Regions from separate parts of the Homo sapiens genome. Here all the other regions are linked to region 1. A link is a loop called in an ENCODE intact Hi-C map of the cell type or tissue named here. Cell type or tissue: PC-3. All regions are shown on one strand. Links, peaks and the distances in the headings refer to the core of each region. The heading gives the core; the rest is flanking DNA. Region 1 overlaps ST7 (suppression of tumorigenicity 7). Region 2 overlaps ST7 (suppression of tumorigenicity 7). Region 3 overlaps ST7 (suppression of tumorigenicity 7). Region 4 has its middle 23 kb from the start of ST7. Region 5 has its middle 30 kb from the start of TES.

Region 1 (5,973 bases), core at 443-5,442:
GGTTCCAGATTCCTTAGCACAGCATGAGCTACTTGGCAACTTTGGCTTCTGTCACAATCCAGTCCCTTTCCCATATGTCCTGTTTTCTAGTCACATGAAGCCAATTTTTATTTCTCGAACATGCCATGTTTCTCATGATGCTCTGCCTACAAGTCTCCCTTTTCCCTTATTCATCCATCCAAATCACTATCCAAATCAAATGTCACCTCCTGGGAAGCCTTCTCTGATAGTCTGTACACTATCTCTCTACTTCCATTAATCTTTAATATTTTTACCTTTAGCAACACTTACAAAATTGCATTATAATTTTTAAGGCACGGCTTTATTTCTAGCTTCTTGTAGCATCCTATTTCTTTGAAACTCAATGAATCAATGCATGAGTGCATGCAAGGCCTGTACTTTCTCCTCTTATAAAACAGGTGGGAAGAATTTCCTAGCTCAGTCTCTTTGTCACCTCAGTAAACATTTTCTAAGTACTTCTTATGAACCTGGTCTTGTATAGGTTTTTAAGAATATGATTTTTTTAAAGGCAAAGTTCTTATCCCCATGGAAAACTCTGTCTATTGAAGGAGACAAAGTGGTAAGTGCTCTGGTTGCATGAGGAAAACATACAAATCTAAGGAAAACAAAGGAGGAGATCCTGACCTAAGCTGGGAAAAGTAGTTTGCCCCTTTAAGGAGAGAGCCACCAGTTCTAAAACATGAAGGATAAAGAAGAAATTTAAAAAGCCACATTAGGTTTTTTTCTTCCTCTCTAGAATAACCCATCCACATTTCATAACTGTCTAACCAGGTTATAATTATCAAGGATTAGTGTATACATAAATTTTGTTCCAGATTTTAAGTCAATACTCTTTTAATAGACTCTGCCAGCCAGCTATGAGTAGTACTGGACACCTCTTGGCACAATTTATTTTATCCTAAAGGGTACACATATAAAAGATGGCATTGCTCAGCCAGGTAACAAAATTGTCTGAGACTTTGTAAACTCATCCACTCTCTGAAAGGAAAAGAGACCTCACCAAAGCAAAACATTACTTTATCCAGCTAGTATAATAAATGCTGTTTATTATTCTAATGAGGAATCTTGATCATTCAGTCACCAGGCATGAGCAGTGGTGGATAACTGCTACCACTTTGCAGGTGCTGTGAATATCCCACAGATTAATTGTGCTCTTGTCTGACTTGAGTCACTATAGCCTTTGAATGACAAAGAACATTGTAGAAAATTAACAAATTGAAAACAGAAACCATCCTCATTAGAGATCATTTTTTATAGTGAATACATTTATATTTTCATTGAAGTTTCCCTTCTCTCTCTACTTGATCTAAATCTCTTGATATCATTTCTCAATGCAATGAAGAGTTCATACCCTTCCCATTGTCCCTGTTATTTTGCTGTCTCTCTTAGTGGATGCCTTGATTAAGCCTTATTCTTTATATAAATGTTGATGCTATTCTTAGTGCTGTAACAGCAGCTTTGTTTCAAAGAAATAGTAGACACTGCAAGATGCTAGAGATACTACAATAAAGCCATACCTTAAAAATTACAATGTAATTTGATGTGTTGCTAAAGGTAAAAATATTAAAGATTAACAGAAGTAGAGAGATAGTGTACAGACTATCAGAGAAGGCTTCCCAGGAGGTGACATTTGATTTGGATAGTGATTTGGATGGATGAATAAGGGAAAAGGGAGACTTGTAGGCAGAGCGTCATGAGAAACATGGCATGTTCAAGAAATAAAAACTGGCTTCATGTGACTAGAAAACAGGACATATGGGAAAGGGACTGGATTGTGACAGAAGCCAAAGTTGCCAAGCAGCTCATGCTGTGCTAAGGAATCTGGAACCTGGGCCTTATCTTCAGTGGAATGGGAACCAATGATACCTTTTAAGCAGAGGAGTGATGTGATCAGATCTAGTTAGACACAAGATTCTGCAATTATCATAGAAGAAAATGAATCTATTCACTGTGGTCTGAGAAACTATGGACAAGGAAGCTATAGCATCAGGTTGGGAACACTGACCTAAATGACCATTGGTTAAGTCAAATGGGAAAAAATAACATTAGCTCGGCACAGTGGCTCACACCCGTAGTCCCAGCACTTTGGGAGGCCAAGGCGGGCAGATTACTTGAGCCCAGGAGTTTGAGACCAGTCTAGACAACATAGCGAAAGCCCACTCTACAAAAGATACAAAAATTAGCCAGGCATGGTGGTGCACACCTGTGGTCTCAGCTACTTGCTAGGCTGAGAGGTAGGAGGATCACCCGAGCATAAGAGGTGAAGACTGCAGTGAGCCAAGATCATGCCACTGCACTCCAGCCTGGGTGACAGAGCAAGACTCTCACATAAAAAAAAAAAGGAGGGTAAAATTAATAAGATAAGCATTTCCTTTCCCTAGGATGTTTATACCCTCCCTCTCTGATACAGGTTGTCAACTCCATGGGAAAATGATCTGCATTTTTCTCTGAAGCCTAATGTTTAAATAACAACATTCTTAATCTCTTAGTATGAGTAACAATAATAATTTAGTAACAGTAAGCAAATAATATTGCAAACTGAAGGAAATTCCATACCTGAGACACTTTGCCTATTGGAATCTGAGTCCCCGTTACTGGAATTAGAATTGTTGGAAGAGTTGTTGTCAACCCCTCCCAGAAGGGGGCGCAAGTGGCTTACTGAGACTTGTTCAATGAATGAAGTTCCGTATTTGCGAAAATACCACCATTCAAATATCTAGAACAGAAAAATAAGCGTGTTTATGGTCACTGTTATCATTTACGACTTCTGTACACATGCCCATAAAACATGTTACATTTACTAATTCCACCTTAAGTATATTTTATTTCAAAAACTGTTTATTCTAAAAATTAGATTTTAGTAAATTTAATAATAACATTTAAAATTCTCAGTGTGGTTTTCTCTGCTTAATACTGGTTTCAAAAAACTATAACATCAATCATGGATAAAAGAACACTGTTAAGAACTGCTCAATATAATTTTTCTCCAAATTTATATATAATATTCAAATAACAAAATCACCATAGCTGAAAGACAATTCCAGAAATGTATATAAATAAGTCAGTTTTTGAAATACGGCTTATGAAATATTCCAGTTCTTTGCACTTTATATTCTGATAAAAACCATACCTCTGTAAAATGCTTAAGAGCAAAATCGGGGTAGGGGCGGGGCAGGAAGGAGTGGGGGTGCTTGGTAAGACCTCCTTAAGGAAATACTGGTTTTACAGAACAAAAGAATGAGCTGTATCCCGTTTCCCACATGGATAGCACCCAGCCACTGAGGTTCAGCATTATTCCACTTGCAGAGAAGTGCTCTATAAACACAAGCATCTGTTGTACACCATTAATGTTTCCTAGTTCACAAGCCTACTAATTGTTATGTACTGTGAATTACAAAAGGGAAAAGAAGTAACTTTCAGTAATGAAAGAACAATGATGCTTACATGATTAGACTGAAGTCAGGACCTCCTAAGCACTGGAAAAGCAAGTGACCTCCCCCAACCCTTCTTACCTGGGATCTCTGCCTCTCTACAGTGAACACTTCCTACCACTGCTCAAAGCGGTTCTCCCCCACATCTTTTTCTCTCCTCCCTGACTGGGGGTTTCCTTAGGCAGTCACAAATCATTCCACAGAAGAAATTTAAGAATCAATCATATCCCAGAGTCTCATAGGATAGCTACATTTTTATAACATAAAATGTGCAATTAACATAGAATTACCTTTACCCTTACTTATTCCATAAAAACAAGATTATCTACCCTGGAATGGACTTTGGGATATAATTTTAAAACTGATGTTTTCCCTGTTTTGTTCTATTAAAGATTTCTAAAAAGATATAAGGAACATTTATGAATGACCAGAAGGAAGTATTAATCAAACGAAATGTTTCCAATCCTATAACAGGACACCTTGATTTAATCCCAGGTAGTTACTCTTTTTGACTATAGGTTGAGTATCCCTTACATGAAATGCTTGGAACCAGAAATGTTTTGGATTTTGAATATTTTCAGATTTTGGAATATGTGTATCACACTGGCTGAGCATCCCTAATCCAAAAATCCAAAATCCAAAATGCTCCTATGAGCACTTCCTTTGAGTGTCAGGTCAGCACTCAAAAAGTTTCAGATTTTGGAGCACTTAAGATTTCAGATTTTCAAATTTTTAAAGTGCTCAACCTATCGTGAATTATCACATGTTAAAACATCCAAGTATTTTCTCTGGGCAGAGACGGGGGAATATACTATCAAGTTAAGAAAGGACAAGACTAATCTGTAACATTTGGAATGACTAGGAATGGGATTTTGCATAAAAGAAGAAAGCTCAGGAATGATAAATTTACACACCATGGATCTAGAAGGGAGTCTATAACCCCAGGTGAGTTATTATCTGAACGTCGGTTTCTTCAACTGTAAGTGGAAATCATATTTGTTATTTATCTCAAGGGTCCTGAATTTTCATACTAACCCCATGTAAAACACCTAAGTCGGTGCCTGCTGCAGTTGGTTTTCAAAAGTAATAGCAAAGCTGCCATTTACTATGTTAATGATGCACATCCCTCCCATGGGCAGCACACCTCACATGCTGCCATGAGGCACCCCACTTTATGCCAGTCTATAATTCAGGTTACTACAGCATTTTGCCTGTTACTAGACAGTTGGTAGAAAGTACTGTAAATCATCATGATGAAGGGTACTGCTCACTGTACAATCCTGACCACTCAACAAGGCCCTCAATAGATTCATGGCTTTGCATTTATTAGAAGAGAAGACTCCAAAGGACCCAGAAAATTCTGTGCCCCAAGTCATTTTTCTGCTTTCTATATTGTGCTGCTGGAGCACCTGCCAGTCCTTAGTTCATTGATTCCATCACACAGCACTACATGTTCCACACCAATCACAAGCGGTGCTCCAGGATTACAGACTTAGCCCCTGCCACTACAAGTCTATGTCACAGATCCATAATACCTCTCACAGGCTCCTGGCATGCCTGTACCCATCACACACACACAAACCCTGGGTTTCTTCAGATTTCTCAGTTCTTCCAGCAGAATCATAAAGTGTCAGCGCTAAAAAGGACCTTAAAGGACTATGTAGAGTCCACTTACAGATGCAGAATGAGAACTACCCATCAAGTTACAATGACCTGACCAAAGTCACAGAGCTAATTAAATAGTCACTTAGCCTAAAGCCCCTACTCTCTGTCACTATCTTACCAAGGCCCTCTATCAAGACTTTATAGCTCCCTTGCTTCGTATAAACAGACAGATGTAGCCTATCATTCCTTTTTTCAAATCTTTACTTCCAAGTGCCCTCTGACACTGTCCCTCTGTGCTTTCCTAGTTATAAAAACCAATTCAGAAGTAGTAGTCTATCAAATGGGACCAGATTATTCATCCTAAGGTAAAAAATGACTCATATTAACTGGACATTTGCTTTGTAATAGGTGATAGACCTTCTACCCAGTATTTCTAATGCAGTAATAATAGACCTCAGTAAAGACTGGGTTATTCATGCAGCTGCTTGGGGAGGAAAAGGAGGGCCTTCTCAGGTCTGTCATATCACTGCAATAGTACAGCCCCTGCTGTGTACAGAGAACATAAGTATAAAGATGGACCTCTGCTGTGTACAGGGGGCACTAGAATAAAAAAGGACCCCGTCCTTCTAATAAATATTGAATGAACAACTAGGAAAGAAAGAAGGGAAGAACTCAAAGCCTTCTGAAACTTCAAACAGTGTCTTCATGTAGGGTCTTAACATAAAAATCTTTCCCTTATCCTGAAATATGTCAGGCTTTGGGCGAGCACCTCACAGTATTTTAAAAGAGCTGCACAGATCCAAATGGGCAGATGGTGTTATTTAATGCGCACATATTTGGTGTCACTTTGAATTCTTTTCCCTGGTGCATACCTACAATGTAAACAGCAAAGCTCTCATAAACAAATTTAGATTTT
Region 2 (5,973 bases), core at 364-5,363, 110 kb after region 1:
ACTGACTATAAATTCAAAGCTCAACAGGAGAGCCTTCAACTAGATCCCTCCACCCACCTCTCAAAGAATTTTCTCTATCTCCATCTCACTCTCAGCAAGTGAGACTTGCTGATATGCCTAGATGCCCCCTTCCCAAACAATCACATCATAGTCCTCTCCAAAACGTATAACGTTCACCTAAGTCAGAAGTTCTTCTCGGGTCACCTGTTCTAGGGACCACTATCCTAACCACAATTTCCTGAGACAGCAGTGGGTTGTACTTATAGCATTTGGCACCCCTGAATCCCATCCCAGAGTCCTGCTACAATTTAACCCTTCGTGATCCAGGTTGGAGAAAGAATCATTACTGAATCAAGAGACCTGGAGTCTAGCCAACACGGCCACTCATTACCTCTCTGATCTAAGATAAATTCTAGAACCCCTGTATGTATCTGTTCCTTCACTGGTAAAATGAGGAGGTGGAACTGGAAAATCCCTAAGATCTAGTCCAACTTTAATAATCTTGGACTCTACTTTAAACCAATTACAGTCAGAGGAGAAAACTCAAGTAACTCCTGCTGATACCTACTCCTTTTCTAGCCCCCACTGTCCCCTCTTCTATCCTGCCAGGGCTTTGGGAACAGCCCCTCCTCAAAGGAGCCAGGATGTATTGTCCTAATTCAGCGTGTTTATGTTGGATGCTGATGTTCTGGGGAGCCTCCTCCTGTTTACAGGGACACTGTTCCTTTCTAGGCAGACCCCCAGTAACTCAGCCTGGTGGTAAGTAGACAGATACACACACACACATTAACACACACACACACACACAAAATACTTAAACTGTTGGAGGATCTGCCTACTAGAGGGTTCATGGCTCATGACCTGGTGGGTCACACCTCTTAGGACAATGTGGCCTGGGTGCCAGCAATAAAGCTTCTGAAGGAGACCATTCTTCCAGGACTTGATTGAGACAGCTGGACACAGAGTGTGAAGCTTTTCATAGAGGACAGCTCAGGGGCTGAGACATAGCTCTCCTCTCTTTCTCTTTCATGGCTTCCCTCCCTGGACTAGTGCCTGCCACGCGAGTCCACGGTCCTCTACCCTCCTCAGAGGAGAACGAGCATGGCTTCCACTTCACTCTTCCCTCTTAAATCAGAAAATCACAGCTTTATCATAATATCTTACATCGCATTTCCAAATTATACAATAACCGACTTTGTTATTACACATGTTTTAAAATACCAGGGTTGGATTATAAATGTTCACTCTATTTTTCTGCATTTCAGAAATGAAAATAGGGGGTTTTCCCTCTAGTCTCAATTCTCACCAACATGTGAGAGCTAAGTCAAAATGCCTTAAGGTTATGTCACATCCCAATTTCACCTTATTACTAAGTCAGAACAAACATTATCTAAGATATCTCATCTTGCTGCTCTCCCAGGCCTCTTACCACCCACTCCAGCCTGCATCTGCATCAGCATTTCCTTTTCATGTTTTGTCATCCTCATTGGCTTTGCTTACTGAGCCCCAAGTCTACCTCATGGCCTATCCCAAAATGTGAGAAGACTCCACTAAAAAAAGGATTATCTGGATGCAGAAGATTCCTAGAGCGTATGCCCAGCTCCTCCCATTACTGGGCTCTACTCCCAAGACCTCAAAATTTAAGTAAGCTAAGACAGATGAGCATCTAGCACTAACCAGATAAAAGAACTACCCTATGAAGTGAGGAGAGAATTCAGCTACTCAACTCAATATCATGACCCAGACCAGTGCTCCACATTCTCCATGGCACTAACCAGACTAGTTACTAGCTACCTAGAACCTAGAACCAAGGCAATGGTTCTGAGAAATTGTCAGTTACTTTCACAGATAACAATCATCCTTATTGAGCACAAAAGCATAATTATGACCAAACGCATGAGTAAAACATAATAAAAGATCTGCTTAACCAAACTCCAAACCTTCAGATAAGGGCTCTTTCTGGATACACAACACCTGTTTGTTGTTATGCTTTAAAAGGATGGTGGCAATAGTGGCAGGATCCCCGGTTCTCAGTGGCTGCAAAGCACAGATCTCTTACATGGTTGTAGGGCCACTCCCTTCTTACAGTGGCCTCAAGAGAACTAAAATCAAGTAACCACAGCTGGAAAAAGGAGGTAAATAACTTTTATAAGAGGTGCTGTGTGGTCTCCCTATCACTGATGTTTTAACTCTATCAGAAGATGACTATAAAAAAGGACATTGGGTTTATGTGTTTAAGGTTAGCCAATTAAAAAAAAATATAGCAATTAATCTTGATGTATAATTAGCAGTCATGAGAAACATTACTAAAGTTACTAAAATGCCTGATAAAAATAAGAAAGATTAAGATTTTCGTCCTACAAATATGAATCCAACAATAAATATGCTTATTCATTTTACATCCTGACAGTGATGGTCATTTTATATACATTTGAATCAAAGCTCTAGTGTAATGATCAGAATCAAACTATAGGTTTGTACAACAAACAGGGAGGTACCCAAGCCAGACATATCCCTCTGTAGAAAAGCTTCTTTAGGCAAACCACAGACCTTCCTGTGTGGTTTTGGTCTGTTCACATGATTGGCAAAAGGAACCACTGGAAAATAAGCAAAGAAAGTCATAAAAAATAGTCATGAATGGACTAGTGTGGGTTGTCCCAGAGGCCAAAAACAAAAAAAAAAAAACAAAAAAAAAGTGGAGAAGTTCTTTAAGGAATTTCTTAGCTGTAGCATACAGCTGCAGTTCTAGGTAAGCAAAGAAGATCACAAATTTCCATGGTACTACAAAACAAATCATTCTCAATGTTTTCTAGCAGGAGCTGGCAAATCCTTTTTATAAAGGGCCAAATAGTAAACAGTTTAGATTTTGTGGGACCATCTGTTCTCTGTCACAACTACTCTATTGTTTCAGTGCAAAAATAGTCATAAACAATACATAAATTAATGTAGCCATGTTCCAATAAAACTTTATTTATAAACTTTGAAATTAAATTTCTTGTAATGTTCACATATCATGACGTATTCTTTTGAAAATTTTTCAGCGATTTAAAAATGTTAAAAAAAAAGTTAGCTTATAAATCTCACAGAAACAGGCAGCCCATGGGCTACAGTTTGCCAAACCCTGTTCAACAATATTTACTGTGGTTGATTTGACCTTTCTCTGCAAGAGCTCTAATCTTCAATTAGGTCTCTGCCATTGACAAGACTCACGAAGATAATGGAATCCATCAACAACTGCCTGATTGCATCAGGGTCAGAAATTCAAGAAAAGTTTCATCCCAATTCCCTTCATTTCTGATGATACTATGAACAATACCTCATTCCCTATCACATTAGAACTGGTGATAAATGCTCAATTTCTGAGAAATTGTCAACTACTTTCCCAGATAAGGAAAACCACATACCTCCAATCCACATACATCTCTAGCCCTTGAAGATTATATAAAAATGGAAATCATGGGCTAAGATTTCCAAGTCTCTTCAATTATATTATAAGCCAGGAAAACTTTCTATAAAACATACTCATAGTGTAGAACACAAGTAATAGCTAGTTTGTCTGAGAAAATCTGACCCTGTTCACCAACAATTGCTGAAAGGGAATTCTTGAGAAACAAGAAACAGACTACAATCCTAACTGCACAGTTAATTAATTTGGTTAGACATTTCACAACAGTATCACTTCATTTATGAAATGAAGAACTTAAAATTATTTCTGAGGTTTTTTTCTAGCTCTAAAATACAACAATTCTGTAATGAGTTACGCTGATCATGATACCTACCTCATTAAGGGTTTCGGCAGATTTCTATTAAAGTTCACATGGATGACTTTTTTTGTCATTAGCCTTCAGATAAGAAGCAGATAATTTCCTCTCTGCTTTTTTGTCTCTGGTTTTTTGAAAGGCTATTGAAAATATATTTCTAATCAAGACAACTGCTACATTCTTAAAATTTTAACACAGATTCTTACAGTTTTAACACAGATATAGGTGATTCTAAGAGAAAATGTAGTGAAGTGTATTACTTGGAAAATGTTTCTAGAGACAGACATTTGTGCCTGTGCAACTATAGACTTCAAATTCATAGAGACAGAAAGTAGAATGGTGATTGCCAGAGGCAGGAGGAAGAAGAAAATGGGGAGTTGTTTAATGGGTACAGAACTTCAGTTTCGTAAAATGAAAAGAATTCTGAAGACTGGTTGCATGGCAATGTGAGCATGAGCTCCTAAGAAGACAGTCAGCCTGTCCTGTGAAGCTTTGAAGCCAGGCATTGACTTCTCTCCAGCTATGAAAGGCCTAGATGGCATCTTCCTCCAATATAACACTGTTTTCACCTACACTGAAAATCTGTTGTTGAGTGTAGCCACCTTCATCAGGTATCTCAGCTAGACCTTCTTGATAATTTGCTGCAGCTTCTACATTAACACTTGTACTTTACCTTGCACTTTTATGTTATGCAGATGGCTTCTTTCACTAAACCAAATAAACCAACCTCTGCTAGCTTCAAAGCGTTCCTCTGCAGCTTCCTCACCTCTCTCAGCCTTCATAGAACCCCTGAAGAAATTAAAGAGAGTTCCTTGCTCTAAATTAGACTTCGGCTTAAGGGAATGTTATGGCTGGTTTGATTTTCTATCAGACCACTCTAACTTTCTCCATATAAGCAATAAAGCTGTTTCATTCTGTTACATTTGTGTGTTCATTGGAGTAGCACTTTACATTTCCTTCAAGAATTTTTCCCTCGCATCCATATCTTGGCTAACTGGCACAAGAGGCCTAGCTTCTGGCCTATGTCAGCTTTTGACATGCCTTCGTCATTAAGCTTAATCATTTCTAGCTTTTGATTTAAAGTGAGAGGCATATGACTCTTCCTTTCACTTGAACACTTATAAGTCACTGTAGGGTTATTAATTGGCCTAATTTCAATATTGTGTCTCAGGGATTAGGAAGGTCGAAAGAGAGGGAGAGAAACTAGAGAAGGGTAGGTCAATGGAGCAGCCAGAACACACACACTTATCAATTAAGCTCTCTGTCTTATATGGATGTGGTTTGCGGCACCCCAAAACAACTACAATACTAACATCAAAGATCACTGATCACAGCTCACCATAACAGATATAATAATGAAAAGGTTTGAAATATTGTAAGAATTACCAAAATGTGAGTCAGAGACATGAAGTGAGCATGTGCCATTGGAAAAATGGCACGACAGATGCTCAATGCAGGGTTGCCACAAACCTTCAATTTATAAGAAGTGCAGTATCTGCAAGGCAGAATAAAGCAAAGTGCATCAAAACAAGGTGTGCCTCTATATGGTTAGGGTCAGAATAACTGGCTAAACTAATTATAAAAGTTTGGTAGGAATTAGGTATATTTCTGTTCTTACATTTGTTGAAAAATATTAACTTTAAATGGCAATTATGCAAAGCTTATACAAATTTTAATTGTGAATAAAAAGACATAAAAATATAAAGAAGGAATAAACATTGTGCTGTTACATCTAATGCCTAGCAATGCTTGTTGAGTCAACAATTGAACTAGCTTGAGTAGAAAGCAACTCCTGAAGTCTAAGAAAGGGTACAAACCATTCAGAATAGGTAGTCATGCTACACTGCTACTGACTGGTGATAGCATTCTGAAAACACAAGGATGGTAAGAAGGAAAGAGTGAACTGTTGAAACTTTAAAGATGGAAGTAAGAGGATGACAGATTCATAACAACTGCTCTCTTTTGAAAGCTTTACTATTTCCAATAAGATATGGACACTGTTCTTTCAAAAGACACATTGACTCTACTATAAATCAACCATGAAAAAGGTATCAGGTGGAAAAAGTACTGGAATTAAAGCAAAATCCACTTTGGAGCCTTCTTTAGGCAACTCTGTGCCTCAGTTTTCACAGACATGAGCTATGAGTTGCTATGAGGTTCATGTAAGATACTGGTGAAAGTGTCAATGGTAAAGTGTCAGGAGCTAGCATTA
Region 3 (5,973 bases), core at 287-5,286, 130 kb after region 1:
TGGTGTGTCAGATAATGGTAAGTGCAACTAAAAAATAGTAACAAAGCAAGAAAAAGGAACAGTCAGTGCCAGGTATATAGATGGGTATGGAAGGGGATTTACAATTTTAAAGGGTCATGGAAAGCTGAACTTAGAAGGTGACATTTAATTAGAAACCTGAAAAGAGTATGGGTATGCAGCTTTCTAAAGGAAAGTACACAGAATAGATAGTTCAACCTATGCTTGTATACTGCAAATTATATCACAAAGAGAAAGTAATCCACCTAACTTCTACCATCTTTTATTTTTTTCAGTGGAATTATAACAACCTGGACCATTATAACATTTTTTAAAATGTTGTTTCCCCTGTGTGCATACAACAGAACAAAACAAAACAACACTAACCCCTTAGAGGAAGGGGATTGATTCCTAGGCACAAGCAGAGCTAGTCAAAAGTAAAAGGAATGAGTTTACCCAGAATAGAAAGAAAACGGTCCAAGCAGGATAAAGAGGAAAGCTGAAGGAGAAATTACTCATTTTTACTCATTCACTTACTCACTCACTCTACAGAGAAATCAAAGGTTAATCACCGGCCGGGCGTGGTGGCTCACACCTGTAATCTCAGCACTTTGGGAGGCCAAGGCAGGTGGATCACAAGGTCCAGAGATTGAGATAATCCTGGCTAACATGGTGAAACCCCATCTCTACTAAAAATACAAAAAATTAGCCGGGTGTGGTGGCATGTGTAGTCCCAGCTACTCAGGAGGCTGAGGCAGGAGAATCACTTGAACCCGGGAGGCAGAGGATGCAGTGAGCCGAGATCGTGCCACTGCACTCCAGCCTGGGCAACAGAGCGAGACTCTGTCTCAAAAACAAACAAACAAAAACATGGTTAATCACCAATCTATGCCACATAACACACACACATACATATGGTTTTCTATCAATCAAGGATCACCAGACACAAGGAAAAAAAAATTTTTTTTTGGAGAGAGGGTATCACTCTGTCACCTAGGCTAGAGTGCACTGGCACAATCAAACTTCACTGTAACCTTGAACTCCTGGGCTCAAATGATCCTCCCACCTCAGCCTCCTGAGCAGCTAGGACTACAGGTACATGTCACCATGCCCAGCTAATTAAAAAATTTTTTTAGAGATGGGGGTCTCACTATGTTGCCCATGCTGGTCTCAAACTCCCGGACTCAAGCAATCCTCCCACCTCAGCCTCCCAAAGTGCTGGGATTACAGCCTCATTTGAGGAAAATTTCTAACAAAATACTGACAAAAACAACCAACAAAACAAAAAAAAAAAACTCAGAGAGATAAGATGTTATATCCTTGGAATAAGAACAGATGCTGTTTAAAAGAGAGGGGGTAACAGAATTGCACACTACAATGGGTGAATTTCTTCATATATAAATGATACCTCAATGAAGATTGACAGGCTATTACCTAAATCTCCAGGATGCAGCCTAGTGAAAAAGGTGAGCTCCACAGCTGTGAAGGGACCCAGAGCTGCACTGTCCAAAAGGGTAGCACGAGCTACATATGGCTACTGAGCACTTGAAATGTGGCCAATGCAAGGGAAGATGTGCTAGAAATGTAAAGTACACACTGCATTTCAGACTCAATACCAAAAACAACCTGTAAATATCTCATTAATAATTTTTATATTCAATACATTTTGAAATGATAATATCTTGAATATATGGGGTTATATAAAAGGCAGTACAAAAATTGATTTTATCTGTTTCTCTTTGTTAATGTGTCTTCTAGAATTTCATATGTGGCTCATGTGTGGCTTGTATATCATATTTCTGTTGGATACCTCTATGCTAGATCATACATTCGCTGTGGACAAGGGTTGTATCTAAATCATTTTTGTGTCCTCTAGGGAGCCTAGAGCATCATAAACCCTCAGTAGGTATTTGCTATTTGCTGAATTTTAAAAATATATATATGTTTCACAGCATTAGTGTCCAAGTCTGTCATGTTAAAAGTGTGCATTTTGGAAGTTCAGTCTGAGGCAAGTTGGATAGTCAATTCAAGTAACAACATCTCCATTCCTGTATTTGGTTGATTATTTAAAGTATTTTCGGTATCCTTTATAGATTATGATTTATGCTTCCATATTTAATCAGAACACAACAATCATTTTAATCACTACCTTCAATTATTTCAATAGCTATGATCACATAGATTTCAAAAATCGAGAAATGAAAAAAATCTGCTTTATCTTTTAAAGAGTGCCCTCTAGTGATCATAATATTATTAAAATACACTGGTCTGCAAAGATGAATTAGCTTTATAATAAAATTTAAAAATAAATGACTATGAAATCTGTATATAACAATGTTAAAGGACTCTCTGAAAAATACAGTAAAAACTAAATGCAGCAGACTGCTAAAATATTGGCTTCAAGCGAACCAGTTTAATGAAAGAAAGCAGAAGAGAAAATATCCCTCAGTGTCATTTTAAAAATATCAATAAACATTCCATTTTATAAAAGTGGGTAAACTCAAAACCTAATTTTCTACCAACATTACTCCAAAGAGATCCACGTAAACACTCTGACCTCCAAGTTCATCAAAGCAACTAATGTAGCTGAGATATGGGCTGATTCAGGAAAATAGGAGGCCTCCTATAGAATTATATAAATGTTTCAAGCAGTTTGGATTTTTACAAGTCATAATAGGGGTTAATTTAACTAGTTCAGCCAGTACTCCTGAACTAGCAAAGGAGAAAAATGATTCATTATATTAGGACTGGCTAGAAAATTTTTGGAAAATAAGAAAAGGTGGGCTGGGTGCAGTGGCTCACGCCTGTAATCCCAGCACTTTGGAAGGCCAATGCAGGTGGACTACTTGAGGTCAGGAGTTCGAGATCAGCCTGGCCAACATGGCAAAACCCTGTCTCTACCAAAAACACAAAAATTAGTAGTCGGGCATGGTGGTAGGCGTCTGTAATCCCAGCTACTCGGGAGGCTGAGGCAGGAGAATTGCTTGAACCTGGAAGGCCAAGGTTGCAGTGAGCCGAGATTGCCCCATTGCACTCCAGCCTGGGGAACAGAGTGAGACTCCGTGTCAAAAGAAGAAAAAAGGTTTATTCACAGTGGGTGATTTCTGGTACCAAAGAGAGACTGATGCCAGACGTGAACAAGAGAAGCCCCTGATAATAGGTTTCTTTCCTTTGAGGTATCTAAGCCAATAAAAAGGTCAGAAATTACTCTGAAGAAATGTGGCCAATATAAGTGAAGGGACTGGTGCCAAGAGCAATCTCATGGAAAATCAGTATGTCTGAAGTTCAGGGTGTGATGCAGAGTCAGGAACCAAATCAGAGGCCAATTTTTAGTGACAAGAATCTGGGACTAGGCAAAGAACGTCAAAAGAGGAGCAGTTTTCTTGCTGCAGCCTTGAACAGCCAAGCCAGTGATGCCACAGCAGGCCCAAAGGCCCAGGACGTTGCATAATAGGATGTGCACACCCAGTAAGTCTACTCCTGTGCCTCAAACATATACCAGTTCATGGGGACTCACCCAGAACCCAGTTAGATACTTAAAGATGAAAAATACCCAGCCCATTTTGATGGCTCTATGTGACATGCCAGTACTCATTTACTGCTTATAGCTCTTCTTTGGGGTGACTGAGAATAATGAAGAAGAGAGAGTCTTCAAATAATACATCTTCTTACTTTGTCTGCCAGAAGAAAAGCCATAGGATCAGAATCTATATAAATTCCTGAGCAATGTCTAATGTCCTGCTGAAAAAGCTGGACTGAAGGATTGGTAGCACAAAGGTTGGAGATTAAGAATGTGGATAGGCAGACTATGTGAAAGGGCTCAGAGAATTTGAACACACACATGAATTCTCACTTAAAGGCCCAGCAGCAGAAGTTCTTAATCATCCTTCTCAGTCTCCTTTGCCGGTTCTTCTTCCTCCCATCCTCTTTGGGTTGGAAAGCCCCACCATGCAATTTAAGGACTCTCATGTATACTCACTTCTTTAGTAACCATATCTAATCCCATGACTTTAAATACCACCTATCTGAAATCTCTCTCTCTCTACCTCCAGACTCACATATCCAACTACCTACCCAATATCTCAATTTGAATATTTGAATCTCTTCCACTGACATCCAAAACTAGTCTTTCCGCCAAAACCTGCTCCTCTTTTCCCTCACACTAGCCTTCCCCATTTCATCTGATGTCAACTGGGATTGGTACTTATGCTGTCTGCAAAGAATATGGTATTTATCAGTGATTTTTTTAAATAATAAAAGAAAAAAACTGAAGCAGCTGGAATCCATTTATTCTTACAGTGGCATTCTCAGAAAATGATTTATTATTTCCTACTACCTAAATCCCTGAAAATGCTCTTGATTTTGTCCTTTCTGAAACTGAATTTTTCAGCTTTTTATTAGATTCTGAAAATTTTTCACTTTTCCTTAAAATAGAGTCAGTTTCTGTTGCTTACAAATAAAACCCCTTATCCTACATGACCACCACCTCTCAACTCATTGACTCTGCTTCAGTACCCCTCAACTCTCAATTCACCACCAGTCCCATCTCCTCCCCTCCTTTCCACTTACAGTTAGAATGAAACAGCAGAATCATCCCACTTTCAACTAAAATAGACTCTACTCACACAACCCAGAATGCTCTTAGTGTTGAGAAATTCTGAAAATTAAAATTATCACGCTGGGCGTGGTGGCTCACATCTGTAGTCCCAGCACTTTGGGAGGCCAAGGTGGGTAGATCACTGGAGGTCAGGAGTTTGAGACCAGCCTGGCCAACATGGCAAAACCTCATCTGTACTAAAAATACAAATATTAGCCAGGCATGGTGGTGCATGCCTGTAATCCCAGCTACTTGCGAGGCTGCGACATAAGAGTCGCTTGAACCTGGGAGGCGGAGGTTGCAATGAGCCAAGATCATGCTACTACACTCCAGCCTCAGCAACAGAGCGAGACTCTGTCTCAAAATGAAATAAAGTAAAATAAAATAAATCACCAAAGTATTTATTTCCAAACTGGCTATGTCAGCTATTTGTGGAAAGCACAGAGTAGCAAATCTCTAGCAGGGATTTCCTCACAGCTCATCTAAAATAGTTGCATAACACAAATTCTGATCACCTTTTCCTCTGATCCCACACAATCTCTATTATACCAGCTAACCTCAGTCAAACACAATTAATTATTCCTAACTTCATGAAAGAAGGGACTATGTCTCATCTCTGTAGCCCCATGTGAGGCACGTTGAATTTGCTTGTTGAATTTGTTCAGAAAGTAAAACAAAAATTGCTTTATATTTTTTGATGTCACCATACTTCAAATGATGCATACTCTGAGTTGTATGTGATGTTGACTATCCACTACTAGTACATTTGAGTGTGAAATGTCTGCTAAGCTTTTCTGTTCATATTGAAAAATCAAGAGGAAATTATGTGGGCCTACAGGTTGCTTAATTATCTTGATACTTCTAACAAATTCATGAACTAGCCTAGGTCCAATTTCGCACACATTTCAAAAATACGAATACCATATTACCCACATTAATTCTTCCCATCTCATCATTTTTTTAGTAAATATCTTATACTTAGGACTTGGGAATGCTATGGGTAAACAAAGTGATCCAAACTTTTAAATTTTCATCAAATCCTACCCTAAATTTTACCCTTAAAAACATCTCATCAACAAGGTGAACATGAGTATCAATACCACTATACAATTCTCAAAGGTCAACAAGATGTGTTTTACCCCAAATTATGTAACTTTATATAGGAGAGCCTCACAAATATATGGACAAGCACCATCTAGTGGTAGAAAGAATTACTCTGGATAAACAGTTACCATTGATGGTACAGCTAAATTACCTGCCAAAATCCAAATCATGGGCAGTTCTTATACAGGACCCAATTTTTTTAACAAATTTAATAATCACGTCATGACTAAATCAAGGGTAATGCCAGTTTTAGGGTAAATATTAAGTCTGAATGG
Region 4 (5,973 bases), core at 456-5,455, 190 kb after region 1:
TGCCTACACAACTTTCCCTTGCTTCTCTGAGACACAGTGATCTTCCCTCTTGGGAACTCAGCACCATCTGTTGCCCACATCTCTCTTTTGCCACTCACATACCTGTCTTCATAGTGCTGGATACCTTTTCATGTGGGGAGAATAGGCTCGAAATTAAGGCTCCTTGAGTTTGAATCCCAGCTTTCCAGCTGAACTACTACTTAATTCACCTTTTTTTTTTTTTTGAGACAAAGTCTTGCTTGTCACCCAGGCTGCAGTGCAATGGCACCATCTCAGCTCACTGCAATCTCTGCCTGCCGGGTTCAAGCAATTCTCATGCATCAGCCTCCCGAGTAGCTGGGATTACAGGCACGCCCCACCATGCCTAGCTAATTTTTTGTATTTTTAGTAGAGACAGGGTTTCACCATGTTGGCCAGGCTGGCCTCGAACTCCTGAGCTCAGGCAATCCACCCACCTCGGCCTCCCAAAGTGCTAGGATTACAGGCATGAGCCACCACGCCCGGCCAATTTTTGGAGCATCAGTTTCAAAGTTCATCTATAAAATGAGTAATAATACCTACTTCACAGAATTATAATGATAAAATGAGCTAACAAGTGCAAAACTTTAGAGTAGTGAATGGCATACTTTAATGCACTTTATTAGGTGTTATTCATCTTGTTATTTATTCAACCATGTAGTGATGTAAAAATCGTTCTTAGCTTTCCAGCTGTATGAAAACAGGCAATAGGCTGGATTTTGTTAAAAGAAAAGTCATTCATGACACTTGTTAAAGAAGGTAAGATAGACTTACCATTGGGATCAGTTGTAGGGGCCACTGCAATGGGGTTTTGCGGTGGGGGAGAGAGATTGAGCTCAACTTTGAACACAACAAAGACAAGTGGAAATTTTTAGCCAAGGAGCAGGATGCGGGTCAGATGGAAAAATTACTAAGAGGCAACATCAGAGGTAAAGGATTCTGGCTAAACCGACTTAGCAGGATTCTTGCTAAAACTGGACAATACAGAGATAAACATGGGAGCCCAAAGGTTGAGGCCTAGCTGAAAAAGAGCTCAGGCCGGGCGGAGTGGCTCACGCCTGTAATCCCAGCACTCTGGGGGGCCAATGCAGGTGGATCACCAAGTTTGAGACCAGTCCGGCCAACATGGTGAAACCCCATGTCTACTAAAATACAAAACTTAAGCTGGGCGTGGTGGCACATGCCTGTAATCCCAGCTGCTCGAGAGACTGAGGCAGGAGAATCGCTTGAACCCAGTAGGTGGAGGCTGCAGTGAGCCGAGATGGCGCCACTGCACTCATGCCTAAGCGACAGAGTAAGACTCTGTCTCAAATAGAAAAAAAAAAAAAAAGAAAGAAAGAAAAGAAAAAAGAAAGAGAGCTCAAAAAATTCTAACTAGAGAGTTCGGTCAAGGTGAGAATCTTTGCGAATTTGGCCCATGGGCCATACATAGATTGTTGACCCTAGTTTAAGCCACTGTTAGGTGCTGAAAGTGCAACTGAGTGCACAAGAGTAAGGGGGAAGGGGCAGGACCCTCCACATCAGCCAGCTGTCTTGTTTTATCTGCCATTCTTTCTACCTTTACCCTGAGAAGGCCATTTAGAGACCTCATTAGCAAGGATGTGAGGGGTTTTAAGCAGGAAAGGAAAACGACAAGACTTGCATTATAAAAAGATACTCTTAGGCCAGAGCGGTGGCTCAGGCCTGTAATCCCAGCACTTTGGGAGGCCAAGGTGGGTGGATCGCTTCAGGCCAGGAGTTTGAGACCAGCCTGGCCAATGTGACGAAACCTCCTCTATTTTGTAAAAATTAGCCTGGCGTGGTGGTGCATGGAGGTAATCCCAGCTACTCGGGAGGCTGAAGCAGGAGAATCGCTTGAACCCGTGAGGCGGAGGTTGCAGTGAGCCGAGATTGCACCACTGCACTCCAGCCTGGGCAACAGAGCGAGACTCTGCCTCAAAAAAAAAAAAAAAAAAAAAAAAAAAAAGAAAAGAAAAAGAAATAAAATAATTAAATAAAAATCAAAATCACTCCTCTGTAACTAGATAGGAAATGGATTGGAGGGAAATGAGAGTAGATGCCGAACAAATGAACAAAAAAGTTAGATTATTCCCACAGTCTAGGCAGTTTGTATTAGGGTGATAGCACTAGGAATAGAGAGAAGTGGACTTACTTGAGATGTATTTTGGAAGTAAAATGGACAGAACTCGCTGTCAATTGAATGTGGTTAGTGAAAGAAAGAAAGGAATTGAGAGAAATGCCAAGAGTTCTGGCTGATTCAGCCAAGCCCACCGCCGCCTCGGCCTTTGCAGAAGCTGGTTCCTTGTGGGGAATACTGTCCCCCGCGTTTTCTGACTCCTGCTTCCTTCTCATCTTGGTTTTCATGCCATCTCTTTACAGAGGACTTTACCCTATTTTCTTTATACCTTTATCCCTATCTGGCATTTTTTGCTGTTGTTGACTTATGTAGTGCCTCTCTCTCTCTCTCTAGTGACTAAGGCCCTTTTCACTGTCTAATTCACTGCTGTGTTTATCAAGTACCTAGAATAGTGTCTGCAACCAGGAAGAGTTGGAGGAAAGTTTGTTAAAAGACGAGTTGTGCTGAAAATAATTTAACAGTGGAGGTCTGAAACAGTTTTTTTGTGTGAAATCTGTGAACATTATTCAGGTCAAGAGATAGTGGATTATAGGGGCCATGAACTCTAATTGTATGAAGACTGCGTGTTGTGAGAGAAGACAGAGAGAAAAATGGCAATGTGCAGACACGAATGCACTTTTCTGAGAAAAGAGATCATAGCTCGCTTCACATTTGCAGATGAGTCCCTAACTTCAAAGACAGCCAAGAATCCTTGTGTTCTTGGCTTGAATATAGTCAAACTTTTCTACAAGTGTTAGCCGGTAATAAATACCCTAACTTATCACTATTTCCGCTTCCTAAAGTTTCTTTTCCAGACCAGCAGTGCCCTTCTGCTGAGTAATAGCCGAACCTTGAGCAGCGGAGATGCTCCAAGGGATGGGACACAGGATGTCCTGGACTCGTTTCTCCGCGCGGCATCTACCTATACTGCGATTAGCTTGAAATGGGAACAGTGCCACCTGCTGGCGCCTCTTGGAAACTGCAGTCTTGTCCATTCCTGTCGTTAATTTCGGAAACAGGATCTCATCCCACTCAAACACATGCTCAGAAACACAAACCATTTTCCCTTTTAAGCAGAATTTTTAAACACTAAGCGAGACACATAATGATAACATCTCTGAACACAAAAGATGCCAAACACAAAATTAAAAGATAAAAGGCAGGCCTGGTGCGACGGCTCACACCTGCAATCCCAGCACTTTGGGAGGCCAGGGAGGGAGGATTGCTTGAACCCAGGGGTTTGAGACCAGCCTGGGCAACATGGCGAGACCCTGTCTCTGTGAAAAATAAAAATAGCCGGGTGTGGTGGCGCGAGTCTGTAGTCCTAGCTACTCAGGAGGCTGAGGCAGGACGATCACTTGAACCCAGGAATTTGAGGCTGCAGTGAGCTATGATCGTGCCACTGCACTCCAGCCTGGCAACAAAGCGAGATTCCAGAGAGAGACAGAGCGCGAGCAGATGGAGAGAGAAAAAAAGTTTGCAACCATTTCTAAGGGGCTCTCCCATGAATATTCTTCTGTAGAATATTTAACATATTCTGTGGCCAGAATATATTAAATGTGTGGGGAGGAAAAATCTGTCAGTCTTTTCCTTTATGATTTCTGAGTTTTGTTGACTTTACAGGAAGGTTTTTCTGTAACTCATTATTAGTTCCAAAATGTTCACTATTTGGTTTGGCCAGATCTTCAAGCCCATATGATTTTTTTTTTTTTTTTTAAATATCAGACAGGATGAGGTGCAGAGTGAGCACCTAAGTTTTTTTTTTTTTTTTGAGACGGCGTCTCGCACTGTTGCCCGGGCTGGAGTGCAGTGGCGCAATCTCCGCTCACTGCAACCTCCCAGGTTCAAGCGATTCTCCTTGCCTCAGCCTCCCAAGTAGCTGGGATTACAGGTGCCTGCTGCCACGCCCGGCTAAGTTTTTTGTATTTTTAGTAGAGATGTGGTTTCACTATGCTGGCCAGGCCAGGCTGATCTCGAACTCCTGACCTCATGATCCGCCCGCCTCAGCCTCCCGAAGTACTGGGATTACAGGCATGAGCCACCGCTCCTGGCTGAGGATCTAAGTTTTAAGATTAGGTTAAGCTGCAGATGACAACAAACAAAATAGCAGAGGCTTAAACAAGATAGAAGTTTGTTTCTCAGGTAAAAAGCCAGGTACATGATTTGAGCTGGTATTGTGTTTCAAAGTGTGAGGGAGAGTGTTCAGTTCCATTTGTGCCTAGACCTGATGGCTCAAGACGGTGGCATCAGAGTTTCAAAGAGCAGGATGGAGGAAGAGAGAATAAAAGGGGAGTACACAGGTTCTGACCCTGAGGGCAAATCCCAGGAGTTGCCCTACAACGCTTTCATTTATCCCATTAGCCAGAACTTAGTCACATAACTAAAAATAAATATTGAAGGGGCAACCACCAATTTCCACCACAGATTACCGCCTTTGATTTATGTGAACACATCCTTCTAGTTACACACAGAGTAGTATATTTACCCCCCCCCCAAGGACCCATCCCTCACTACAGTCAGCTCCAAGTCCAAGATAGCAGGGTGAATACACAATTCTCATCACCAAAAACAAATGCATCTCATCGTCCAGCAAACTATAAATTAGAAGATGTTAAGTGCCCTAACACTCTTAATATACAACGTAGGAACAGAATAATTGCAATTCAGAAATGAAACAAGGTTTCCCTACTCTGGTAGTGGTTTTATGGCTTAGTTCATGAGGTAGCCCCTGATTCCGCTCTCTGAGGAAAACTCCTTGTGCGTCATTCCCAGGGAAGGTTCTTCATTGTCCATTATCTTTCCTGGCTATGACTGGGGCTGCACAGCTTTCAGAGTTCACTGTTGTTGATTAGGGTGGCCACACATAGCAGTTTGTCCAGAATAGTTCCTATTTACACCTGTTATTTCAATGTAATAATTAAGAGCTCTCCATTCTCTCAAAAATATTGCAGTTTGGCTAACACATTACATAATTGCTCTATTCCAAAATTCAATTCACAAGGAACTGCCAACAACCACATAAGCTTGGAAGAGGAATCCAAGCCTCAGATGAGATTGCAGCCTCAGACATCACCTTGATTTCAGCCTCGCGGAACCATGAACAGAGGACACAGCTGACATGTGCCTGAACCCATGAGAACTGTGAGATAATAAGGTTGCATTATTTTAAGACCTAACTTTGTGACCACTTGTTATACAGCAATAGAAAATGAATATATTTTCTATGACAGTGGGCTTGGGGGAAGGGCAATACACTTATTCTCATCTCTACCTTTAACCTTCTCCTGGGTAATGTTATCACTTTGGACCTACAGTCCACAAATTACAAGTGAGAGAAAGAAGGATCTTGACAGTCCAGTTCAGTGGACTTGGAAACATTTTTATTTTTTTATTTTTTTGAGATGGAGTCTCGCTCTGTTGCCCAGGCTGGAGTGTAGCTAACTCTGCTCATTTAATCTCCACCTCCCAGTTCAAGTGATTCTCCTGCCTCAGCCTCCTGAGTAGATGGGATTACAGGTGCACGCCACCACGCCTGGCTAATTTTTTTGTATTTTTAGTAGAGATGGAATTTTGCCATGTTTGTCAGGCTGGTCTTAAACTCCTGACCTCAAGTAATCTGCCTGCCTCGGCCTCCCAAAGTGCTGGGATTACAGGTGTGAGCCACTGCACCCAGCAGGGCAATCCTTGCAAAATTTGAAGTTGTAAGAAGTTCTGCTGGGCTCAAATGTCTCCTCAAATAACCCAGACAAGAGAGGAGGAGTTCAGTATGGCTGCTAATTCCTTTCTTCCATTCTGAGTCTTCCCTGCCATCTTTCCTATTGTCATGTCAATCTACTTAC
Region 5 (5,973 bases), core at 677-5,676, 940 kb after region 1:
TCACTAATAATGGGATATCAAACATTATATGCCTTCTAATGTGATACACAATATTGTACACAGCATCACCCATGGAATATTCTTGTTCAAAATGCTTAATTGGAATTTAATTCAGCCTACAGTTTTAACCTCCAATTTATAGGAAATAATGGTGATACAGGATCAATTTAAAGGATACCACAAAGAACAGACAAATCAAGACTATGTAAAATTCTGCAAGACAATTTGGTCTCATTGCTAAGCCTGTATCATGGAGGAAAAAAGGAAAGGGAATGGAAATTGCTTTAGATGAAAAGATAACATAACAGTCAAAGACAATGCATGGTATTTGACTAAATCTTGGTTTAAAAACTTATTTTAAAAAGCCTATAATACATTTTGTGGAGGGAAGTGGCAATATTTAAATGTGGCCTGGTAAATATATAACATTAAGAAGTTCTCTAAATTTGTCAGATGTTATAACAGCACTGCTAATAGGTAAGAGAACACTTATTTTCTGGAAATGTATGCTAAAGGGATTAGTTTGAAGTATAATGTTTGTAATTTATTTTATAATGGCTCAGTAAGAGGTGACAGCATGCTAGCAGCCCTCGCTTGCTCTCGGCGCCTCCTCCGCCTTGGCGCCCACTCTGGCCGCGCTTGAGGAGCCCTTCAGCCCGCTGCTGCACTGTGAGAACCCCTTTCTGGGCTGGCCAAGGCCGGAGCCGGCTCCCTCAGCTTGCGGGGAGGTGTGGAGGGAGAGGCGCGGTTGGAACCGGGGCTGCGCACGGCGCTTGCGGGCCAGCGCTAGTTCCGGGTGGGCGTGGGCTTGGCGGGCCCCGCAGGCCCGGGGCAGTGAGGGACTTAGCACCTGGGCCAGCAGCTGCTGCGCTCGATTTCTCACTGGCCTTAGCTGCCTCTCTGCAGGGCAGGGCTTGGGACCTGCAGCCGGCCATGCCTGACCCTCCCTGCCTCCCCCCACCCCCGTGGGCTCCTGCGCGGCCGCAGCCTCCCCGAGGAGCGCCGCCCCCTGCTCCAGGGCGCCCGGTCCCATCAACCGCCCAAGGGCAGAGCAGTGCGGGCACACGACGCAGGACTGGCAGGCAGCTCCGCCTGCAGCCCCAGTGCGGGATCCACTGGGTGAAGCCAGCTGGGCTCCTGAGTCTGGTGGGGACTTGGAGAATCTTTATGTCTAGCTAAGGGATTGTAAATACACCAATCAGCACTCTGTATCTAGCTCAAGGTTTGTAAACACACCAATCAGCACCCTGTGTCTAGCTCAGGGTTTGTGAATGCACCAATCCACACTCTGTATCTAGTTAATCTGGTGGGGACATGGAGAACTTTTGTGTCTAGCTCAGGGATTGTAAATGCACCAATCAGCACCCTGTCGAAACAGACCAGTCAGCTCTCTGTAAAACAGACCAATCAGCTCTCTGTAAAATGGACCAATCAGCAGGATGTGGTTGAGGCCAGATAAGAGAATAAAAACAGGCTGCCCCAGCCAGCAGTGGAAACTAGGTGGGGTCCGGCTTCCACACTGTGGAAGCTTTGTTTTTTTGCTCTTTGCAATAAATCTTGCTGCTGTTGACTCTTTTGAGTCCACACTGCCTTTACGGGCCTGTAACACTCACGGCAAAGGTCTGCAGCTTCGCTCCTGAAGCCAGTGAGACCAAGAACCCACTGGAAGAAACGAACAACTCCAGACGCACCGCCTTGAGAGCTGTAACGCTGACCGCGAAGGTGTGCAGCTTCGCTTCTGAGCCAGCGACACCACGAACAAACCAGAAGGAAGAAACTCCGAACACATCTGAACAACAGAAAGAACAAACTCCGGATACTCCGCCTTTAAGAAGTGTAACACTCACCGCGAGGGTCCACGGCTTCATTCTTGAAGGCAGTGAGACCAAGAACCCACCAATTCCGGACACATCGAGACAAAACATATATGGAAGAAACAAATATGCAAAATGTTAATGAGGTAGGAGGTCTATGAGTAATATTGTTCAATCTTTACTTTTCTGTACTAAACGTTTCCATGTTAGTGAAAATTCTAAACATTTAATATGAAAGTACATATATATATAAAAGTTAATTGCAGTTGTCTGCAGGAATAATTAGAAAAAGGAAAAAGTTTAAGAAATAAATGTCAGCTTTATTCAGCCTAATCTTATTTTTCTTTATTCTAGGAGATAGACTTAAAACATTTTTTTCTCATCTTTTTTTTTTTGAAGATAGATAATTTCTAGAATCAAAATAATAGAGTCCCTATTACATGATTTAATTTTTTTCTTCAGAACATCCAGTTCTTTTCAGTCTGCTCTGGGTGCTCATCAAACCTTATGCAATCTATGTATTGGGCTTCATTGTGTCGTAGGTGAACAACCAGTCTCAATTCTTGATAGGGAGAGTATGTCTCAGTGATTCATTGTGTGACAAAGTTGCCAGTACAAGAGACTACCTGGTGGTCAGTAAGCTGCAGACCAAGAGTAACTTAAAGGACTCCTCCGGACTTCAGCTCAGTCAAGGATATCTAACACTGTTTTGAGGCACCTACCTGGTCTTCTTTCTCAAGGAATGTTATTGTTGCCAAAGCCCTTGTAAAGACAGCTATAAGATACTTTGAGTTCTGTCAGGCATTGCAGAAGTTGTTGGAGACCCCTGGTGGCAATATAAAGGATAAACAGCTCACTGCAAAGTTTGATGCTAGTATGGAAAATAGTATCAATGGGAAGAGAAACTATTCTCTCTTAGCCTCCTTTTGCTTCTCTGACATTTCTATTCTTTCTCCTGCTGTTTCAAAAATTTGTTATTCTTTAAAGATTTTTCCATGCTATTCTCATTTATACATGTTCCCTGAGTGATCATACCCATTCACCAAATCATACTTTCAGCATGGTTTTCTCCGTTGAGTTTCATGCCTGTATTTCCACTTCCTTGCTACTTATTTCTATATATAGATATCTCTTAAACTCAACATTACAAAAAGGCACTAATTGTCTATGTTTTCTAATTCTATATTTCCTATCCAATGAAATACTATCACAATACAGCCAGGCTAGAGGGCTTATACTTCAAGGTACAAAGAGTATGGCACACTTACCAGGTGTGAGGCACAGGGGTAGGTGCTGGGATAAGGAAAAGAAAGTCACATCTTAGAGCAGAGTGAGAAAACATATCCTTTAATGTGATAGAGGAATACAGGTAGTGCTTTGGAAGTTCTGAGGAAGGAGACCTAACTCAGACTGAGATGGAAAGATTCAAGATGAAGAACTCTTAGAAGAAATTACTATAAAGCTGTATTGTAGACAGTAAGAATTTGTCTGTTATAATCTGAATTTTACTCTCCCCCCAAATTCATATATTGAAGTCATAGCATTCAGTAACCTTGAATGTGTCTGTATTCTGAGATATTGTCTTTAAAGAGATAAGTTAAAGTGAGGTGAGTAGGGTAGGCCCTAATTTCATATGAATGGTGTCCTTATGAGAAGAAGAAATTTGGACACAGACATGGACAGAGGAAATATGTGAAAACACAGGAAAACAGCCATTTACAAGCCAATGAGAGACCCCATAGAAGAAATCAACTGTGCTGACTTGTTTATGTTGGACTTCTAGCCTCCAGAACTCTGAGAAAATTTATGTTAAGTTACCCAGTCTGTGGTACTTCATTATGGTGGCCCTCGCAAACTAATATAGTCTGATTTCTTTTTCGAGGTAATGGTAAGACTGTTCTAAGCAGAGGGAAGAAAATATGCAAAACAAATGGCCATCAAAGATGATAGCTTACTTGAGAAACTAAAAGTAGTTTGGCACTACCGGATCACTGGTCATATAGTGGGTAAGGGCCGTCGAAAATTTGGGGTAGTGAGATCTGAGAGACCAGATTATGAGAGGCATCATGTGCCAAATTAAATGGTGGAAATTGAGGTGGCAGGAAGGGGAAGACATGGAATTAAAGGAAGTAGTATTAAAGGAGATCTCATACATTGCAATTGGTTTTCTCCAATCAAAGTTAATCATGGGTGTATAACTCTTAGGTCTCTGTCTAGCCCAGTTTTCTATGTTAATGACTAGTAGTATTTCATGATAATTACCAATTGTCTAAGAGATAGAGAAATACTTCCAAGAACCTCATTAATTTTTTTCTCTCACAAGATGTTTATTCCCTCTGAGCAAACTAAATATTACTTTACTTAATTTTATATCATTATGCTTTCCTCCCTTATTCTAAGCTTCTTCTCTTCAGTGTTTGTGTTTTATTTTTAATTTTTTAAAAATTAATTAATGAATTTATTTATTTATTTTTGTATTTGAGACAGAGTCTCGCTCTGTTGCCCAGGCTGGAGTGCAGTGGCGCGGTCTCGGCTCACTGCAAGCTCCACCTCCTGGGTTCACCCCATTCTCCTGCCTCAGCCTCCTGAGTGAAAGCAACCTCCGCCTCCCGGGTTCAAGCCATTCTCCTGGCTCAGCCTCCGGAGTAGCTGGGATTACAGGCATGCGCCACCATGCCTGGCTAATTTTGTATTTTTAGTAGAGACGGGATTTCTCCATGTTGGTCAGGCTGGTCTCGAACTCCGGACCTCAGGTGATCCACCCACCTCGGCCTCCCAAAGTGCTGGGATTACAGGCATGAGCCACCGCGCCCAGCCAATTTTTTGTATTTGTAGTAGAGACGGGGTTTCATTGTGTTAGCCAGGATGGTCTCGATCTCCTGACCTCGTGATCTGCACGCCTCGGCGTCCCAAAGTGCTGGGATTACAGGCATGAGCCACGGCGCCCTGCCTAGTGTTTGTGTTTTAATAATATCTAGAATAGGTTACTGCAAGTCTGTTGAGTTACTGCTTGGATAAGCTGGATTTAGCTAGAATATTGCAGTCACACACCACATAATGGCGTTTCAATCAAAGAGGAGCTACATATATAATGGTGGTCCTATAAGATTATGATGGAGCTGCCCTATACAGGTGTACCTTTTTTTTTCTTTTAAACCGTATTTTTACTGTACCTTTTCCATCTTTATGTATGTTTAGACACACAAAAACTTGTCATTGTTTCGCAGTTGCCTACAGTATTCAGCGCAATAACATGCTGTACAGGTTTGTAGTCTAGGAGCAATAGGCTATACCGTATAGCCTAGGTGTGTAGTAGGCTAACCCATCTAGGTTTGTGTTAGTGGACTCTATGATCACATGATGAAATCACCTAAGGATGCATTTCTCAGAACATACTCCTGTCGTTATGTAATGCATGACTTTACTTTTTAACATCAATATATCTCTATTTCTCAAGCCTTAATATTTATTTTGCTTCTTTTTAGTTACTGTTAACTTTCCTAAAATTTAAAGTATGGATGATTTATCTTTGTTTTCCTTTTTGTCATCTTCCCTATTATCTTTTAATACTTGACTCTCTTATGGATAGAATAGAATTAATTGTTACACTGCAACAAAATGAGATACAAGTTTCATGAAAGCAATGGCCGTACCTGACTCGTTCATTGATATGTTCCCACTGCCTGATAGAGCGCCTGACACAGGGTTGATCATACATTTATTTTAAAGGAAAAATAAAATTTACTGCATGTCTATTTGCTTCCAGCTATGTATCAAGAAATCTTTATGAGGCCGTTCTTAAATTAGAACAGTACTTTAGAATCCTCTGGGGAATTTTTTCAATATACACATGTGCTAGTCCTACCTCAGATATATGGAATCTGGATTTGTAGGGGCAAGGGTAATGGAGGGATGTAGACATAAGTATGGTAAAAAAGCTTCATGATGTTGATATCCGTCACTGATAAAGGCAAACATTGTTATTTCTTTCACCTCAGTTAAATTCCTCCTGACCTGAGTCAAAGGATGAAGAAATAATATTAGGCAGTGAGAGGCATGTTTTGGTGTAGGGAATGTTGCCTTAAACCCCTGGGCACATTCTTTAGCTGTCGGTATTCATAAGACTGGCCTCCACTGAGATCAGCATGCCCTGTATTAT

The links. A loop is a pair of places that touch in the nucleus more often than their neighbours do. Peaks named below come from ENCODE experiments on the same cell type or tissue, not always from the same donor. Only the 100,000 strongest peaks of a DNase experiment are listed, where the experiment ranks them.
Region 2: a loop joins it to region 1, with 2.7 times the contacts of the local background. A loop is called at or near these places in 11 of 110 quality-filtered maps.
Region 3: a loop joins it to region 1, with 11 times the contacts of the local background. A loop is called at or near these places in 105 of 110 quality-filtered maps.
Region 4: it touches region 1 in a loop (8-fold over the local background); 96 of 110 quality-filtered maps call a loop at or near these places.
Region 5: it touches region 1 in a loop (3-fold over the local background); 19 of 110 quality-filtered maps call a loop at or near these places.

The regions. Positions count from the first base shown.
Region 1 is chr7:117,116,325-117,122,297 of GRCh38, reverse strand. ST7 (suppression of tumorigenicity 7) reads right to left here. Exons shown (of 16, transcript NM_001369598.1): 3 at 2,578-2,737. ST7-AS2 (ST7 antisense RNA 2) reads left to right here. Exons shown (of 5, transcript NR_109981.1): 3 at 3,845-3,947; 4 at 4,315-4,397. Among named protein-coding and RNA genes, the nearest start is that of ST7-AS2, 26 kb to the left of the region's middle. In PC-3, for the core only: a CTCF peak has its summit at 2,650 (motif pointing right); a DNase peak (open chromatin) is centred at 2,637; H3K27ac peaks cover 360 bases.
Region 2 is chr7:117,005,970-117,011,942 of GRCh38, reverse strand. The region is part of intron 1 of ST7 (suppression of tumorigenicity 7); the gene reads right to left. Among named protein-coding and RNA genes, the nearest start is that of MIR6132, 11 kb to the left of the region's middle. RefSeq lists an enhancer at 858-937. In PC-3, for the core only: no CTCF peak of the experiment used is centred there; DNase peaks (open chromatin) are centred at 1,392 and 2,562; H3K27ac peaks cover 1,535 bases.
Region 3 is chr7:116,984,833-116,990,805 of GRCh38, reverse strand. All of the region lies in intron 1 of ST7 (suppression of tumorigenicity 7), which reads right to left. Among named protein-coding and RNA genes, the nearest start is that of MIR6132, 32 kb to the left of the region's middle. In PC-3, for the core only: a CTCF peak has its summit at 2,220 (motif pointing left); a DNase peak (open chromatin) is centred at 3,765; H3K27ac peaks cover 1,153 bases.
Region 4 is chr7:116,927,733-116,933,705 of GRCh38, reverse strand. No RefSeq gene overlaps it. Among named protein-coding and RNA genes, the nearest start is that of ST7, 23 kb to the left of the region's middle. RefSeq lists a silencer at 4,517-4,811. In PC-3, for the core only: a CTCF peak has its summit at 3,101 (motif pointing left); a DNase peak (open chromatin) is centred at 3,065; H3K4me3 peaks cover 786 bases.
Region 5 is chr7:116,177,066-116,183,038 of GRCh38, reverse strand. No RefSeq gene overlaps it. Among named protein-coding and RNA genes, the nearest start is that of TES, 30 kb to the left of the region's middle. In PC-3, for the core only: a CTCF peak has its summit at 2,629 (motif pointing left); a DNase peak (open chromatin) is centred at 2,608.